2 separate regions of the Homo sapiens genome follow, and region 1 is linked to region 2. A link is a contact called in ENCODE Hi-C or POLR2A ChIA-PET data. All regions are on one chromosome and are shown on one strand. The core of a region is the stretch at or near the end of the contact, and the rest is flanking DNA. Distances in the headings are between cores, read along the strand shown.

Region 1 (3,769 bases), core at 571-3,070, 110 kb after region 2:
GCAATCTTGGCTCACTGCAACCTCCGCCTCCCGGGTTCAGGTGATTCTCTTGCCTCAGCCTCCCAAGTAGCTGGGACTACAGGCATGTGCCACCATGCCCGGCTAATTTTTTTTATTTTTAGTAGAGACGGGGTTTCACCATGCTGGCCAGGCTGGTCTTGAACTCCTGACCTTGTGATCTGCCCGCCTTAGCCTCCCAAAGTGCTGGGATTACAGGCGTGAGCCACCGTACCCAGCCTAAATGGCCAAGTTTTATTATGGACAATTAAGCTGTAGAATAAAAATCTACTTTTAATAGCTGGCATAGTGCCTAGTGGTTTTGAAGCCACAAGCAGGTTTACAAAAAACATTTAAATCCATCTGAATCTACAGAAAACTAAGATTACCTAAGCAGAAAATGAAAATAGTTCAGGATTAAGGAAGATTAACAAATGAAGAGTATATGTATTTTAGAAGTATTACTTTATATTTTTATAGTATAATAATAATATTTACGTTCCTACACTTATAATGAGTTTCGTATATATATTAAAATAATTTAATGGATTAGTATGTTTATATTTGCTTTTAGTAAATTTGGTGTATGATAAACTCAGTTGTCTACATTGTGAGACTACACCTGAGGCAATTTCTGTGTTGATATATACCTGAATAGCAGATATTACTTGGGAGCAAATAAAATAGCTTCAGGCCTAATTTTGCAAGTTCATGATGGGAGAGTAAGCATGACTTCAAAGAACTGACTTTGAGTTAAAACTTGAAGAATGAATGTGACAACAGCAAGTATAAAACAATGCCAGGCAGAGGTGGGACTGTTCATGGGTATCAGGGTAAGTGTGTTGATAAATGCTCAAAGTAGGAAATACCTTTCTTCCCCCACACATGTCAGAAAATAACTGCAATAGAATGCAACGACATCTCAGAGATAAAGTGTTCAACTTAGCTCTCAGAGACCGTTCAGTTACATTTTGTAATGACATTGGAATTGATTGCATTTTGAAGGCAATTCTAAATGCAAAGTCTTCATTTTGTTGATAGAAGCTGGGTTATTTATTATGAAATTTCAAAAATTAAGTAAAATATCTAATTAGGATTATACCAGCAAAGGCAAATTTAGAATTCAAGACTTCATGATCCATGGTAAGATTATTTTAATGCAACTCTGCTAATTAACTGAAATTTCCTTTAACTCTCACATCTGCCTTTTACTTCTTAAGACATTTTTCTAGTATTTCACCAGAGCAAGATATCAGAAGGGTAAATCTCTTACCAATGAACTTTGCTAATTCTTAGTGACTCCGTTGACCCTGGTGTAAGGATCAGGAACAAAGTGAATGAAATACATTTTAATACATTTCTGCTTTCTCTAATTCCAAAGACCACTCTAAAGAATAAGTTATTTGTGGGTATTATCTGAAACTTGGGATTAAAAGAGACCGTGATTACCCTTCAGGGATTTTGGCAAAACTTAAGCCATTTCATCTGAAGAGCAAAGCAAGCCTCCCACACTCTTGGCTTATTCTCACAATTATCTAGATATCTAGCAACAAAACTCTTGAGTAGTTTGTTAACTACAGATGCCAAGGGCTGACAGTTTCACTTTCAGTTTTCAGAATATCTTTTGTTTCAGTGGTGTAAGCACACCATCAGAATCTCTACTATTTAAAATAATTAAGTTATAATTGTAACTTCCATTAGATGTAGTACTTAAAGGAATCTAGAAGACACAACTCATTAATTATAGGAATTTGACTGCAAATTCTTCTGGGGGGTCTGAATTGCAAAGGAGGCATCTTTGTAAGTCAGACTCAACTCATTACTCTGTGATGCAGGCTCCTCCAAATGGCAGCAGAAACGTATTACTCTCTAGAAACACTACAGTAGTGCTACAATTTCAGGGTTCTGTAGAGATAAGGACAAATTGACAGAAACACATTCTTAGAAGGACAGTATCATTTAAAATAAAAATACTGTCATAATTGTACACCAGGATAGCTTCTCCATAATAAATTCTTTATGATTTTCTGATTTTTAGAAATCAGAATTGAACTTTTTAATGTGAAAAAAATGAGAGAATTGTTTCAAAATAGGACCACATTTCTGTGTATAATTTTAAAAGTTTAAAAATATTTGATTAGTAGACTGATAAACTGAAACATTTTTGATAAGCTTTTCATTACATACAAACCATATAATTTGTAAAAAATTGGAAATTATTCAAAACTTCACATAACTAAAGTGACCAAATAAATACTGGAGAGGAAAGAAAAGGAGTCAAATGAATCTAGCATTTTCTTTTTTTTTTTTTTTTTGGAGAAAGGGTCTCACTGTGCCACCCAGGTGGGAGTGCAATGGCACGATCATGGCTCACTGCAGCCTCAACTTTATGGGCTTAGGTGATCCTCCCACCTCGGCCTCCCAAGTAGCAGGGACTACAGGCATGCGCCAACACGTCCAGCTAATTTTTTTGGTATTTTTTGCAGAGACGAGGTTTCACCAGGTTGCCGTGGCTGATCTGGAACTCCTGGTCTCAAGTGATCTACCCAACTCAGCCTCCCAAAGTGCTGGGATTACAGGCGTGAGCCACCGCACCCGGCCTAATCTAGCATTTTCTAAAAGGAAGGACCCAGCAGTGAACGGCAATATCAATAATCATGTTCAAGACTATCAGACATGCAAGCTGGGGATGAATGGGTGGAAGGGGAAAATGATGAATAAATGATGAACACAAGTATAGACCCAGTGGATTTGAGATGCCCAAGATGCCAGTGAGATATTCAAAGTTTAACTCAAAAGCCACTTCCCATATGAAATCCTGACAAACACTCCTACGTCCAACTGGAATTAATTTCTCTTCTGGGCTCCCACAGCACTCTGTATTTTTCTAATAGCATAACACTATTTTGTTTGTAGATATTTCTCTGATAGCATTACTATCTTTCCTCTTTATCACAACTGTTTGAAGTTCTTTTGCCTCTTGCATCCACTGTTGCCCAATCCCACTGCTGGAAGGCTCATCTTATTAAGTTCTGTATTCCTAGTGCTAACACACTGTCTACCATAGATGATGTTCAATAAATGGTTGCTAAATGAATTCTCTTGTGATAATAGCACTATGGCAACATAATCGACGGTAAAAATTTCTTCTCAATGTTTACTTTTAGCAGAATGCATTCATTTATCAACTTTCATTGAGAATATGCTAATTTCCATGACCCTGCTAGGAAATAGGAAAATAAAGATGAATGTAATAAGGTGCTCATTCTACTGAAAGTCTTGACTAGTGGAGAATTATGGATCCAACTTTTCATGAAATGCCTTCAGTGGTAAGAATTCTCATATTTGGAATAAAAAATGTTATGGGTTGTGCCAAGATACCTACATACTTCATAATTTTGTAGAGGGCTGTCCTTACTGCAGAAATGTATACTACTATAGTCATATGTGGAAATTCTTTTTATGATGCTAACTGCATGCTAACCAGACTTTTTAATTTAATACTTGCATTAAATAAACCATGCTAGGAATCCAGGAATCTAGCTTGGTTTATTTTCCATACAATGTACTCTTTGTAATATGCATATACTACATAAAAATTCTATTAATGGCCTCGTACTAAAGATGTGTCTGTTGGGGAATCAGTTATTCTGTATAATTTTATCTTAATTGATATATTAAAATCTACCAAAAATATAAACTCCGAGTAAAAGTATCTGCATGGTGTGCATATGTTTATTATTTTAAGTGTCAGCGTATACATTTTCATGCC
Region 2 (4,032 bases), core at 228-2,727:
CTGCGCGGGGCGAGCCCCCCGCCCCTAGAACTTCGCCGGTGGCCGCGCGGCCGAGGAGAGAGGACGCGGCCCGGCTCCCAGGCCCGAGGCCGCCACGTGCGCCCGGCAGGCCCTGCAGGCCCGCGCCGCCGCCGCCCCCATTTTGTCAGGCTCGGCGCAGGGAGAAGCCCCGCTCGAAATGGGGGCTGGCTCCGCCCGCGGCCGCCGGGGCCGGCGCGCACGGAATGGCCGCTGCGCGTCTTCTCCGCCTGCGCCGCCGCCGCCGCGAGGGCGAGCGCGAGCGAGAATATGGCTCCTTCCCTTTGTGTGTGTGTGTGTGTGTGTGTGTGTATGAGAGAGTGTGTGAGTGCGAGGGTGCGGGCGCGGCGGCGGCGGCGGGCGGGGTGCGAGCCGCGCTCTGGCGCACACACTCGGCCATTACGGCCGGGGGAGGGGCGGGGGGCGCGCGGCCGGGCCCTCCCCTCCGCGCCGCTCCCCTCCCCCCGCCGCGGTGGGGGCCGCCCGAGGGCCCACCCGCCCGCCACTCCCCGTCTCCCTCCGCGCGGGCCGCGCGCCCCGCCGCCCCCGCACGGAGAACGCGGGGCTGTGAAAAGAGAGAGGAAAAAAAAAGTTGCCTCGGAACTGCTGCGCCCAGCTCCCCCGCCCGCCCGCCTTGTTTTCTCTCCAGCCAGCAGCGCCGGGCCCGAGTCAGCCATGTTCCAGCGAGCGCAGCGGCGCCGCTCCCCCCGCCGCCCGGCCGCCGCCGCCGCCGCGACCGGGCCGAGGCCGGCCGGGCCCGCACTGCCGCCCCCAGGCCCCCGCGCCGCCCTCGCCCGCCGCGGCGCCCCGCCCGCCCCGCCGCCCGCCCGGCTGGCCGCGCTCCCCGCCAGCGCCCGGCTCGCTGCGGCGGCGGCCAATGCAGCCCGGGGAAGCGCCGCCGCTGCCCTCCCGCCGCCGCCGCCGAGCCGCGCCGGCCCCGCCGCCCCGGCCGCGCTCCGCGCACGCCGCCCGCCCGAACGCCCGGCCCGAGGGCCCAAAACACGTTCAAAATTTTTTTAATTAAAAAAAAAATTTTTTTTTTTGCGCCAGTCAGCGCGGACGCCGCCGGGGGTGGAAACTCGCGGGGCGCGGGGCTCCCGGCGCCTCAGGCTGCCTGAGGGCCGGGGCACCGGCGCGGGGCAGCGTTCCCGGCGCCCGGGCAGAGGCTCGCTCCGTGCGCAGTTCCCCCCACGGTCCCCCCTCATTTGCCTTTGTGTGGATCCTGACCCGCCGGCTCCCGGCCGCGGGGATCCGGCCGCCGCGCGGGCTGGGGAGCTGCCGGAGGCGCTCTCCCCGCCGCGGCGCTGCCCCAGACTCACCCTCAGCGAGGCACAGAGTCGCCCAGTGCCCGTCCGGCTCTCACTTGCCCCGGTGCTGTCTCTATGGAGCTCAATGTACTGCAATGGCTGTGAGAGCGGGAGCCAGACGCAGCCTCCTCACTCTCTCCGCTCTGTAACATTACTCTCCAGCCAGCGCGGCTCCTATTGGCTACCGCCAACTCACGGGGCTCGCTCATTGGCCCGATACCTCCCATTGTCCTGACCAGAGCCCGTTTGCTATTGGCTGTCTCCGGGGACACGTCATCAAGGATTGAAACAGCGCGCAAATCTGAATGTGTGTGTATGCCGGGCAAAGAGGCTGAGGCGGGAGAGGCAGAGGCAGAGGCAGCAGCTGCTACGGGAAAGCAGAGCTCTATGGTGTATGTGTGCATGTGTCTAACCCAAGCCAGCCCCACACCGGAGCGGCCGCCGGAGCGAAAAGGGCCTGACTTTTCCACAAGTGTCTCCAACTCCTCAGGCAAAAGAGACACCCACAGGTCTCCCCCCCCCTTCTTGCCCCACATTCACGCCCAAAGCCGTTGAGATAAGAGGCCCCAGGCTTTTAATGGCCCTTCAAAAGTGAGGGCGACACTATGGGATCATGTCCCCTGAAAACTGGGGTCTCTGCTGGTGCTGAGGGGCGGAAGCCGCCGAGCCTCGAGCCCCTCAAAGGTCTCTGATTGCGTTACACTTTAGGTCTCTGGAAAGGCAGGGCTTCTATAAGAAAGTGACATGATCCAGCCAGCCGGGTTTAAAATACCCCTTTTCTGGGCTCATAAGCCGTCACGTCAGGCTCGCTGAGCAGCTGAAATCTTGAGTCAGTGAGCAGGCATTCAGTTTCACCCTTTTTCTTGGTTTGATCGAGTTTCACAGCATGTCTAGAACTTTTTATTTAAATACAAAGCACTGTCTTAACTTCCTGGAAATCAAATAATTATTCCATGTAATTAAAGAACAGCCACTTGGTTTGATATGGGGTACTCTAGCAGGAAATGTTTGTGAGGCCCTGGTAGAATTAGCAAATTCATTAGAGACCACATTCTAAACTGTTTGGCTATTTTATTTGACTTGGTGTGGATTACTGTTACAATCAAACGAATCCTTGTGATGCTATCTTTCCCTCCCATCACACCACTTAGTGCATCCATGTAACTGCTCTAGGATTACAGGAGTTGTAGGTATATGGTTACCCGAAGGATTAGATGCAGGCAGAGAGTGCATGTGCCCAAATCCACAGGCTGTGGTTTCTCTAACTCACCAAGCTGGCTGGTATTAATAGACATACTTACGTCTGTAGAGAAAATGTGCTGGCTGTAGTGGCCAGTTCTGAAGACTCTACAGTTATATCAGTCCTTTATGAAACTACTATCTATTCCTTTTAGCCTGAGCAGACCACGCCCCTATTCAGTTATAACAGACTTCCCTTTTTTTTCACTCTCTAATGGTATTTTGTACACTTCTAAATCCAACAACCAATTCCTCCAAATGTAACAGATCAAATTTGGAATAAATCACCTACATCGTGTTAATTTGATTTTTTATATCGCTTATAAGCATCCATAACCTAATTTATTTCCTCAAATGTATTAAACTACTTGAGAGTAAGCTTAGATAATCTTTCCTGTTTTAATGTTGATTTCTTTTTAAAAGAAAATACACTATCGGACTCAGGGATTATAGTCTTGGTGAATGGACAATATATCACACATGCACATGAAAAAGACTATAATATTAAAGAGGATATAAATTGGTATACTGCACATGCAGTGTTTAAAGATAATATATCTAAAGTTAACTTTTATGTTATTATTTTCACACATATTTACTATCCTCTGCTTCCCTCTACTAATCATTCAAATTTTATATTTTTTAAATCTAGATATTTATTTCAATACTGTCTTATCTTCTCAATGTCTCATATTACAAAATATTCATGAGAATGATTAAGATACTTTCAGTGGCATCGATGATATTAAAATTTGACGATTAGTTGAATATGGCACTATCAATATTTTCCAGGAGCAGTGTTGGCTTTGTACTGGCACGGCCATACACTTTACTGGTTGTCTATACCAGCTTGCTCCTGCCAGGGTGCATTTATGGCCACAGGACATCTTGAGAGCAATGGGCCCACACAAGGTTTCTATTTTGACAGGATGATATGGTGAGTAATAGGCACTGGAATTGAATAGACTTGGGTGCAAATCCCAGCTCTGCTACTTACTAGCTGTATGATCTTGGGCATGTTTTTAAACCTCCATGCTTCAATTCTCTCAGCTATAAAATGGAGGGGACCACAGGGTTGTAAAGATTAAACTTTTTTTAATGTTTAAAATTATATAGACCCCTTCAATCCCATAATTTAGAAAACCTCAAGTGCAGTTAACCTTGAGTTTTTCTTCATATTTTAATCTTATATGAAGGCAGTGATTGCAAATCTAGTGAATTTTTTGTTGTTGTTGTTATTGTTGTTGTTTGAGACAGAGTTTTGCTCTTACTGCCCAGGCTGGAGTGCAGCGGTGCAATCTCGGCTCACTGCAACCTACACCTCCTGGTTCAATCGATTCTTCTGCCTCAGCCTCCCGAGTAGCTGGGAATACAGGCATGCGCCACCATGCCCGGCTAATTTTTTATTTTTAGTAGAGACGGGGTTTCACCATGTTGGTCAGGCTGGTCTTGAACTCTTGACCTCAGG

Evidence for each region. A loop is a pair of places that touch in the nucleus more often than their neighbours do. ChIA-PET counts read pairs that join two places held with the same protein, here RNA polymerase II (POLR2A). Pooled maps may share reads with other maps.
Region 1: a loop to region 2 is called in a map of endothelial cell of umbilical vein, with 8 times the contacts of the local background. The contact joins the enhancer-like site here to the promoter of HMGB1 in region 2. A Hi-C loop is called at or near these places in 43 of 168 maps with a recorded cell type or tissue (A673, CD4-positive, alpha-beta T cell, CD4-positive, alpha-beta memory T cell and 30 more), 35 of 37 single-sample maps with no recorded cell type and 43 of 50 pooled maps. POLR2A ChIA-PET finds 5 or more read pairs at or near these places in 20 of 52 experiments (A673, AG04450, BJ and 14 more).

Annotation. Positions count from the first base shown.
Region 1 is chr13:30,571,356-30,575,124 of GRCh38, forward strand. It overlaps a transcript of HMGB1 not described here. Among named protein-coding and RNA genes, the nearest start is that of USPL1, 45 kb to the right of the region's middle. Within about 2 kb of position 1,821, at least 9 of the 41 ENCODE cell types and tissues checked have a DNase peak (open chromatin) inside an H3K27ac peak, as active enhancers do; they include A673, CD4-positive, alpha-beta T cell, CD8-positive, alpha-beta T cell and 4 more, where a contact is called at or near this core.
Region 2 is chr13:30,464,459-30,468,490 of GRCh38, forward strand. It overlaps HMGB1 (high mobility group box 1), which reads right to left and starts at 1,478. Exons shown (of 5, transcript NM_002128.7): 1 at 1,338-1,478. RefSeq lists silencers at 1-541, 1,141-1,450 and enhancers at 886-1,661, 1,662-2,437.